Linked DNA regions of Mus musculus: region 2 is linked to region 1. Evidence: chromatin loops called from intact Hi-C (ENCODE). Cell type or tissue: heart. All regions are shown on one strand. Each heading gives the region's core, and the rest is flanking DNA. Links, peaks and the distances in the headings are about the cores only.

Region 1 (5,385 bases), core at 245-5,244:
TAGAGGCGAGAAATCCGAGGGTACCAGTGTCTGGCCAGAGCTTTTGGGCTCAATGTTATCTTGTGGTAGAAACACAGAAGGGCAAAGCTCCCTGGAAGAACTGGGTTTAGAAGCAAAATCACTTCCATGAGAATTTACCCATACCCTCGGAATGGCTTTAGTTTACTGGTGAACATAGAGCTCCTCATGGTCAAAGCATCTCCCACTAAACCCTGCTTCTCAATTCTGCATCACTGGGGAATTTATACTCCAACATATGAACTTTAAGACACATACAAACCACAGTGATCAGTGAAATGATGAAAGTAGCATTTCTTAATGCATCATGCATATGAATTCTCATCTAACCAGAACAGTAGGAACTGTGCACACTCAGCTGTTTTGAGTTAATTTCTCAGTAATAGATATTTCACCATATTCTCTACTTTTCCCTTACTGGTGAGTAATGAAGAAGGGAAAGAAGACAGTGGTTTCTTCTCTGTTCTCTCACTTCTCATCATTACAACAGCCTGGGAAGTTAGTGAGTCGAGCCAGTGATGGTGTAACTACAATAGTGCACCTTGGCATTCTCCTTTCATGGAATCTTCTACCATCTGTTGTGTTGGACACAAGTTCAGATGTAGACAGAATGAGGGGCTGCAGGTGGCCACTCTAGTCATAAATGTAGCATGATCATGCTGAACTTGTGGGCTTCTCTGAACTCCTATTCATTGTGTGACCACTGGCATTTTGTGTTCATGGGATGTTGTTTATGCTAAATGTGACCTGAACTTCAATGAAAGGCTATCTCTATTGCCCTAGATTGTGTTACTCTACATACATGCCTCTATATTTCCATTGGGATTCAACTACAAAACACAAATCCAAGGGAAAAAATCATGAAAATTGTAAGATAACAGATAATCATCCAACCAAATGGTCTGATTTCCCAACAAAGTGGACTTGAGCAATTGCTTCTATGAGAACGAGCCCTGGACATCCCAACTCTGAGACCTCACAAATGCTGCTGAATGTGTCAGCATCTCAGGCCTGTCTTTAATTTAGGAAAATAAGCTTATCTATCTTCTAAACTTTGGGTGAAAACAAAGTTGTTATTGTGAAAAGTACTAGAAATTCTCTGTGGTTCATAGTGCAATACAACTAACTATAACAATATTCAAGAATGCTCTTTGAGTAGGCAAATTCTCAAATACACATACACACACACAAACACACATACACGCACACATACATATGCATACACATGTATACACACAAATGCATACATATGTATATGTTTGTAAGAATAATTAATGAAAAATAGGTCATAAATTTGAAAGAAATCAAGTAAGGATAAGGAAAGTAGGAAAGGAAAGGGAGAAATGATGTGATTATATTAGAATCTAAAAAATATAAAATGAAGAATTAAGAAATAAAATTTAAAAAGGCTTTTTGAATTATATATAGTTATAACAACTTTGCCTTCATATTGTCACAAGGATTATTCAGGCATGTTGAAATGGTATTTCTAGTCAGATAATTCATTGGTCTGGAATAGTGACCTGTGGATTAAAGAATGCTGCTAAACCTGCCACAAACCACAGAGAAGTATCATAGTAAACCTTTCCAAACTAGGACAACTAAAATGTCTTCACACATTACCACATCTCTCTTTCTCTAAGTATGAGTACATAGTCTGTCAAAGAACACATAAAACTCTCTTGTCAAACAAACATATCAAGGGCCAAACAAGACTCCCCAAGCATTTAATGCAAGCTCAAAGATCTCACCTCCCACCACAGGAAGCCCCCAAAGTATTGTCTGCCTCAGAAGTGTTACAGTCTTATCTAATGCTCTGCATCTGCTTCTTTCCCTCGGTTACCAAGGAGAAATGGTTGAGCTTTTCAAAGGGGGAAGAAGGGAAGGAAGGAAGAAAGGAGGAAAAGAAGGATGGAGGGAAGGAGTGAGGCAAGGATGAGGGACAGAGGGAAAAGAAGAAGGAGAGAGAAATGAGAGAGATGGGAGAGAGAGAGAGAAAGAGAGAGAGAAAGAGAGAGAGAGAGAGAGAGAGAGAGAGAGAGAGAGAGATGTTCAGCTCTGGAAACTTTCAGTCTTTGATCAGCGGGTGAAGAGGCAGAAGTGAATTAGTGCACGTTCCCAGGCTGGATGTACTGTGGATGTGCTGCTGTCCAGACTGTGTTCTGGATCAGTCCCCTCTCCCGACTGCAGAAGCTCCTTGGCATGTCTCAGAGCAGACAAAGCCCTGATGGAAAGTAACAGGAAGACTGAGCTGATTCCAGGGAGTTTGATTTATCGGGACTACTGGCATTTGCCAAAGCAAGTGGTCTGTTTCGATGAGATGTTTCCCAGGCAGGAGGAAAGGAAAAAAAAAAAAAAAAAAAAAAAGATCATCTGGCTTGATCCCCTTGGCTCTTGGAAACTGAATATCATTGGTTCCCCACAGCAGAGAGGAAAAGGAAGGGGGGGGAGGAGGACTCTATCCACAGCAGGCTGCAAGTGTCTTACCTAAGACTCAACCCCAGCTCCTATCAGCTCCTCAAGGACTTCTATTTCTTTACACTAGTAATGTTAATAAACTCATGTTTTACACTCCCGACTTAAAAATGCTGGCTGTCTAACTCTCCTAGCGAAACTCTCCTCATCCTGTCTCCCTCTCCTTCCCATCCTCCAGCTCCAGGTCCACTCCCATCTGTTTTCTGTTAGGAGTTCATTTTCAGAGTGCAGGCTGGTGGAATTTGGAGTTCAGACCCCCTCGAGTGATGAGAGTCCTGGGGCTGCTGAAGGTCCCTTCACTTGGTTCCTGCCACCTCCCCCTCCTTCCCCTCCCAATGCCCCACTCGCCCTTGTGCAATAACATGCTAGAGCCCACATCTGTTTCCAATTCCATGTTCATTTGAACTGCTCTGGGAAAATGGAAGCTCTCACTAAAGGCCGGGGTCTTAAAGCAACAGCATGAATACAGATACCTTTATTTGTATATATATTTTCATCCATATCTGATCTGGAGTCAACGAAGAGCTTACCATTTGTACAGGTTGATATAATTGTGGATTCATAAGTCCTTCCTTCTGGGCTCTAATGATCATCTCTGCCCAAGTTCTTATCTAGGGATTTTACCTGAATCCTACAATCCTAATTAGCAGAGTGTGAGTTCTGAAGGTACTGCTTTAGTCTTCAATGTATTGTCTGATTACAACTATAGGTGTTTTCTTATAAGGGCAATAATGTAGGAGAACAGAAACTTCCAAAATAACGGATGGGTGATATATGGCATGTGTCCTCTAGCACGGAAACATAGATGCATACTCATCTTTCAGGAAGAGCACACAGTGGTCCTCAGAAAAAAGGAGAGAGATTATCCTCAGCCAGAGAAAGGTGTCATGGTCATAATTGTGACACCGTTGTCTCTGTTTTATAGGTTATGGTTACATGAACTCAAAACATGAACCCAAAAAAACTTCAGAGTTCATAAGATCCTAGAAAAGGGAACTTTCTTCTCATAAAAAGAAACCCCAGTGGTTGGCAGTGACCATAGCATGATGGAGAGTCCTCACTGTCACTTTGCCTGGATTAAAAACCACCATAGAAGTATATCTGGCTTTGTCTATGAGGCTGTTTCTCAAAAGGTTTAACTAGGGCAATATGATCTGCCCTGACTGTACAAGGCACTGTTTTATGGGCTCAGGGAGAAAGCCCTCAAAGGGCCAGCATTTATCACTCTGTGCTTCCTTGTAAACATCAAATGTAACAAATTAATGACAACTTAATCCTTTGTCACTTCCATACTTGCCTTGTCATGATGGATTGTACCCTCAAACTCTAAGCCAAAATTATTTCCTTCTTCCCTAATTGGCTTTTATCATGCAGTTTGACACAACAGTGAGAAAAGTACTTAAAAGAGAACATTTATACCAAGGAATAGGGTTGTTGCACTGATAAACCTGACCTATGGTCATAATCTTTTGAAACTGATTTTCAGAGGAATGTAGAAGAGTTTGGAGATTTGGTATAGGGATGCCCTACAATGCCATAAGTAGAACTTAATAGGTCATTTGGGCAGCAGTTTGGAAGACTGGAATGCCATAAGAAATGTGGACTGCAATGGCTAGCAGTTTCAGGGAAGCATAAGTAGTCTACCAAGAACTAGTCTAGAGGCCATTCATGTTATATTCCGTCCAAGAGTCCAGCTTCACTCTGCCTATATCGTAAATTGATTGAGGATACACTCAAAATAAACAGATTCATTTGTGTGGCAGAAGCACTTTTTAGATAAGAACCTTTGAGCTGTGTCAATGCAATGTTACTACTCAGTTCTTATCCAGGTTCACAGTGAGGATAAGCAACAAAGAGAGTGGACTACAAGCATAACAGAAAGATGGGGGAATGTGCCATTTGGATAGAAAAGGCATGAACAGTTCAAGGTGAGAGCAGCCGAATAAGCAGCTGTAATGTTTAAGAAATGTGTCCCACTAAAAAGAAACTCACACTTGCACTGGGAAAGAGGCAAGAGTTTTGACAGCAACACTCTACCCACCAAAGACTCCTCAAACATGTGAATATATAAATTCATTCTAGAAGAGAGAACCTGAACTGAGAATGTCATCACAGGTGTCCTCTGGCCCTGTGATAAAGTTTTTCCCCATGGTCAGCTTCAAAGGTACACAGAGGCTACTGTTAATGTGGCACAGGAAGACAGGCTACATCTAAAGCTGTCTGAGCAACTTCACAGTGACACCCACATGTCACGTGTTTTACAGGTACTGAAGATGGAAGGGTAAAACAGTTGTGATGGGTTGTACCAAGGTTCCCAAAAGTCAAAGCCACCAGGCATTTTATAACAGGATAATTTTTCTCTGAAAGACCCAAAACAGGCATTACACAAAGCTAGAAAGATGAAGGCTACATTGAGACAGAAAACCAGTGACTCTGGAAACACCAAGACCATATGGCATCTACTAAGAAAAGCCACATGGATTGGAGGCAGCCAAAGAGATTGGTCACATAGACTACATGGAGAATAACTGGATGGTCGAGGCTGCCCAAGGCAAATGATCCCATCACAAGCCTCAGATGCCCAGGTGGTAGACAGGGAACTGCAAGATTGCTACTTGCCCTGTTGAGTTTTAGTCTTGCTTTAGACCAACTTTTCCTTGATATGTTCTTTTTCCTCCATTTTATAATGAATAATTTCATTTCTGTCCCATTGCATATTGGCAACATAATTGTGTTTTGTATTTTATAGGCCTTCACAGCTAAAGGATGGTCTGACTCTCAAGACTCTACGTTTACACTTTTGAACTGTTAAGACTTTGGTGATTTTAGACTAACTGCATTTTACTTTAGGAAATGAACACAAGCTTTTCAGAGCACAGAAGAGCAATATCA
Region 2 (5,385 bases), core at 74-5,073, 93 kb before region 1:
TGTATTCTTTTATACTCACTGTGCATGCTAGAAGTCCAGGACCTGGGAGTTTAACTCTCCAAAACTTCCCAATAGAGGTTTGTCGACCTAACAGGGTCTACAAAACAGATATACCTAGTTCTACTCCAATTATTTATTTGTTCAGTTATCAAATATTTAGGGAATCTTCATGATATATTACACACTAAGTATGATTGCCTAATTTTGCTTTTATCAAACAAAATTAAGTCAGTAAGGTTCCTGTCTTCAAGTCAGTTAAGATCAATGTGAGACTTATATAAGTAAAAAAAATTAATACAAATTATGGTAGATAATATAATAAAATGGCCAATAAAATGATATAAAAGTGGAGGGGAGGTTGTGACTTCCTCCATGTTGAATCACAGCATTGAATGAAGACTGAAAATTTCTATATCGAACCTTGAGTGGTAAAGAGAAGTCCCATAGGCAAAAACTGAAGGAGGTGTAATTCAGAAAGAAATAATGCTGGAGAAATTCAAACAAATTGCAGTGCAACTGGTGGGAGAGGGTGGTGAGGAGACTGTTTGGAACAGGGGCAGCTGGCCTGCAGCCATAGTTGATCCAGAAGAAGAGTTCAGAACCTTCGTGGGTGTCTAGAAATGGGTGTGGGTCTTTGCAAACCAGGAAAGCAACATGCTCAAAATTCTCTTAAGCTGCATAACCATAGTGTGGGGACAGAGCAGAAGAATGGGAAGCCACGGATGGGGTAGTGGCTACATACTCACAGCATCTTGGACTAGGCTGTTGACAGGGGTGGGGATAGGGCATGCTTCTGCCATGTGCCCCTTCGTAGGTTTGTGCAAAGTCTTGAGAACTTACTAAGAACAGAACAGAACTTACTAAGAACTTACATCAAGAGAAGTGTATCATGATTTTGAATTTTTTCATCTTTTTTCCCACAGCATACTATCTTAAGATAAAGAAGGTAAGGTGATTCGAGGTGGGAGGGTTACTATTGAAGAAAGTGAATAGCTTTTAGGGATAAATAAAACTGGACCCAGAGAAATCATTCTATTGTCATTCCTAAAATGTAGCCCAAAAACCGTATCAGAGCCTTGCTCCACCATTCGCCTCACAGGTTGTCTCTAACAGTGTTTCTATCTAAACTGAGCTGCTAGCAGACCAATATTTTTGGTTAAAGGCAAAATGGACAACATACCAGTAGCTTTTACTCACTACAGCCATAAACATCACTAGCGAGAGCAGTGCACCAGTGAATGGACGGGCAGCAGGACAGTGTAGATGCAGTCACATCACCAGCCTGAACTGGAATTCAGAAGCCCTGGCACATAGCAAGCCTGACTGGAGACCACTTAGAAGATCTTCCCTTTAAGCAGAATTTCCAACCACAAAGCCCTATCTCCTTATTCCCAGCCATTATAACGTTCCCTCCAACAGTTCCACCTAGATAGGTTTTTCTTTTTTATATTTCAGCCATCTGCTTTTAGTTAATGCCAGAAATATATTTCAAATCATCAATGAAACAAACAATCAAAGTTGACCCCATTTATTAAAGAGGCCCTCCAGCCTGCTCCACACTGGGAGAAATTTGTCAGTGAAGCTGTCTTGCAAAAGAGCCCGAAGCTCTTCTGTGGCGTTCCTGTTTGTGCTCCTCTGAAAAGACACTGTTGTCACCTGGAATATATGGCCATAAGTGAGCTCCTGTCTGCAAGGCTAAAGGAAGATATTAACTGAGCATTGTGCATAAGGAAGGGGGAAGGAAGGCGTTGATAGATCACAGCAGAAGCAAACCAGGGAAAGGTGGACCAGGACAAGCAGGCCCTCTCCTTTAGTAAGGACTGCGTCTGGCCTGTGTCCGTGGTTAGATCGTATATCTGACAATATCCTCCCCTTTAATGCTCTGCAGATTCAAGGTATATTATCATACCCTAAGCCTTAACTCTCTAGGGAAATTATGTCAAACCATAACCAAGGAAGTGCAATTGTGAAAATTCACCCCAGGAACCAGCTGTCTGGAACTCCCTTTTAGGAAACAACGGAGAGTGGAGAGTGTGTTCCAAAAGGTGGCACTCTGAGACTGAGAATGGTGACTAAAGCCTCATCCTAGTCTCAAATTTCTGGAAGAATTGTGCTTAGCGTGAAATTCTAGTAGGCAGAGTGAAGGGGGATAGACGGAGAAGGGGAGAGTAGAAATGAGCTTAATTTTAGAGCTCTTCTCAGTACTCAAAGTGGATCTACCGTTATAGCAAACTCTTCCCAGTTCATTATGCAAAGACAGCACATTCCTGGTATGAGGAGGAAGGGAAAAACCCTTTTATGAAGCCTCTCTGCCACCTCCATTCAGTAGTGCCATCTGCTGACCTGTGCAGCAGTGTCACCTGAGAACAGAACGAAAACAAAACAAACAAACAAACAAAATCAGATAAGCTTCTGGCAAAACCTAAGGAGTGAGCAAAACCCTGAGAAAGCAACTTCACAAGCAGCTACAAGCGTTAACCTGTGCTGATGTGACCGGAAGCTGAGTCATGCCCACAGCTTTAACTGCAGCTTTGAGACTACACCTTCAGAAAGCCAGAGCCCTTTGCTCAGAGTTATTGAACATCTAAATGGGCATTCTTTAACCACAGCTAAGCTTCCAGACACATTTTGAGGAAAGCTGTAGGAAAACTGAAAAGCCTCATTGTGTCCTTGTGGTTGAATTGCTTTCAAGAACGATTCAAAGTCCCTGCTGCCATCGATGGCAAAGCCAAGCACATTCTCCAGCGTGCATTGTTTCCTGAAGATCAGATATGGATTTAATGTGGTGCCAAATGCAAAAGGGAGACAGGCCGATCCCCAACTTCGTTCTTGAACCAGCTCTGAAGGTCAGAGCTAAGTACCCAGGGACAAGACTTCTCCATTATCATCACAGTGAGAGCTCAGCGAAGTGAAGAAAACCAACCTCTTTCATGGGCACAATGTCTCAGCCGCCAATAATCCCAAATTGATTATTCTGGCTGAAAGTCACATCTGTGTATAATCTCAGATCATGAAGGGTCCTGAAAAGTAGCTAATATCTAGTTCATCTGGAAACTTTTCCTTCTGTAATAGCAATGTGTGCTTCATTTTCTTTTAAAATCTTTGTAGCTGCTTTTTACAAATAAAATTAAGAGGGTTAGAAAAAAAATTTTTAGTAATTGTTCAAAAGTAATCAAAGTCAAAGTCATGTATTTGATTCTAAATCTAATTACAGAATTCAATTCTAGAATTTGGGCTGAACCATAAAGTTTAAAATATATATTTTAATTGATACTCATACATACAGACAACTCGTTTTGATAGAATCCAACCACTCCCTTCTAATACCTTACCTACCCTCCTATGTCCTCCATCAATTTTTTTTACAATTTCATCATTTTTATTGGTTGTTTATTTATTTATATTTCAAATGTTGTCCCCCTTCTCGGTCTCCCCTCCTCAACGTCCCAATTTCATCCCCCCTCCTCTTTGCCTCTAAGAGGGTGCTCCTCCACCCACCACCCTCCATTTCAACCTCACCGCTCTAGCATCCTCCTATGCTGGGGCATCAGACCTCCATGGGACCAAGGGTCTTGCCTCTCAGTGATTCCAAATAAGGCAATCCTCTCCTACATATGTAACTGGAACCATGGACCTGTCCATGTAAACTTTTCGGTTGGTGGTTTAGTCCCTGGGAGCTCTGGGGGTTCTGGTTAGTTGATATCATTTTTCTACCTGTGGGGTTGCAATCTCTTTCAGCTCTTTCAGTCCTTCCCCTAACTCTTCCGTTGGAGTTTCTGAGCTCAGTTCAACGGTTGGCTGTATCTGTATCTGTATTAGTCAGGTGCTGGCAGAACTTCTCAGGAGACATCTATACCAGGCTCCTGTCAGCAAGCACTTCTTGGCATCAGCAATAGCATCTGGGTTTGTTGTCTGCAGATGGGATGGATCCCTAAGTAGGGCAGTCTCTGCTCCATCATTTATCTCTTCATTTCCTTTATACAGGAACAATTCTGGGTTAAAAATTTTGAGATGGGTAGTTGACCCTATCCCTCAACTGGGGGGTGGTCTCTACAGGTTCTACCTCCCCTTTGTAGGGTATTTCAGCTAGTGTCATCCCCACTGGATTCTGAGAAGCTCTCACTTCTCCAGTATCTGGTACTTTCTAGAAGCTCTCCCCAGTTCCCCACCCCTCATGGCTACATTTTTCTATTCATTTTCCTGACCCTCTGAACTTCTCTCTTGTCTCTTCCCACCCCTGATCCTGTTCCCCCCATTTTCCCTCCCTCTCCTCTCTCACTCCATGGTCTCTCCCTCTCCCTACTTTCTGTGATTATTTTTAAATAGTATTGAAGCATCCACACCTTCATCTTCCTTCTTTTTAAGCTTCACATGGTCTGTGAGTTGCATCGTGGGTATTCTGAGCTTTGGGGCTAATATCCACTTATCAGTGAGTACATACAATGTGTGTCCTTTTGTGTCTGGGTTACCTCACTCAGCATGATATTTTCATGAAGTCATTTTTTTTCTAATATCTGAGTAGTACTCCACTGTGTAAATGTACCACATTTTTTTGTATCAATTCTTTCCTTGAGGGACATCTGGGTTGTTTGCAGCGTCTGGTTATTATAAATAAGGCTGCCATAAACATAGCAGAGCATGTGTCCTTGTTATATGTTGGAGCATCTTTTGGGTATATGCTGGGTCTTCAGGTAGAACTATTTTGAATTTTCTGAGGAACTGACAGATTGTTTTCCAGAGTGGTTGTACCAGCTGGCAGTCCCACCAGCAATGGAGGAGTGTTCCTCTTTCTCTACATCCTAGAAAGCATCTACTGGTTTGTTTGAGTTAATTTTCTATCCAGGCACTTTGCTGAAGTTTTTTATCAGCTGTAGGAGTTCTCTACTAGGATTTTTGTGGTTGCTTAAGTATTCTATCATATCATCTGCAAACAGTGATATCTTGACTTCTTCCTTTCCAATTTGTATCCCTTTGACCTCCTTTTTCTTTTTTTCTTTTTTTTTTTGCTAATTCCCCTGGCTAGGATTTCAAGTACTACATCAAATAAATAAGGAGAGCGTGGGCAGTCTTTTCACGTCCCTGGTTTTAGTGGGATTGCTTCAAGTTTCTCTCCACTTAATTTGATATTAGCTATTGGTTTGCTGCATATTGCTTTTATTCTGTTTATATATGGGCCTTGAATTCCTGATCTTTCTAAGACTTTTAACATGAAGTATTGTTGTATTTTTTCAAAGGCTTTTTCATCATCTATTAAGGTGATCATGTGTTTTTTCCTTTGAGTTTGTCTATATAGTGGATTACATTGATAGATTTCTATATATTGAACCATCCCTGCATCCCTGGGATGAAGCCTACTTGATCATGCTGATTGTTTTGATGTGTTCT

The links. A loop is a pair of places that touch in the nucleus more often than their neighbours do. Peaks named below come from ENCODE experiments on the same cell type or tissue, not always from the same donor. Only the 100,000 strongest peaks of a DNase experiment are listed, where the experiment ranks them.
Region 2: it touches region 1 in a loop (2.1-fold over the local background); 2 of 42 quality-filtered maps call a loop at or near these places.

Annotation. Positions count from the first base shown.
Region 1 is chr9:32,984,417-32,989,801 of GRCm38, reverse strand. No RefSeq gene overlaps it. Among named protein-coding and RNA genes, the nearest start is that of Gm27166, 45 kb to the left of the region's middle. In heart, for the core only: no CTCF peak of the experiment used is centred there; DNase peaks (open chromatin) are centred at 2,261 and 2,801; H3K27ac peaks cover 644 bases.
Region 2 is chr9:33,077,562-33,082,946 of GRCm38, reverse strand. The region is part of intron 1 of Gm27166 (a long non-coding RNA gene); the gene reads right to left. Among named protein-coding and RNA genes, the nearest start is that of Gm27166, 48 kb to the right of the region's middle. In heart, for the core only: a CTCF peak has its summit at 2,044 (motif pointing right); no DNase peak of the experiment used is centred there.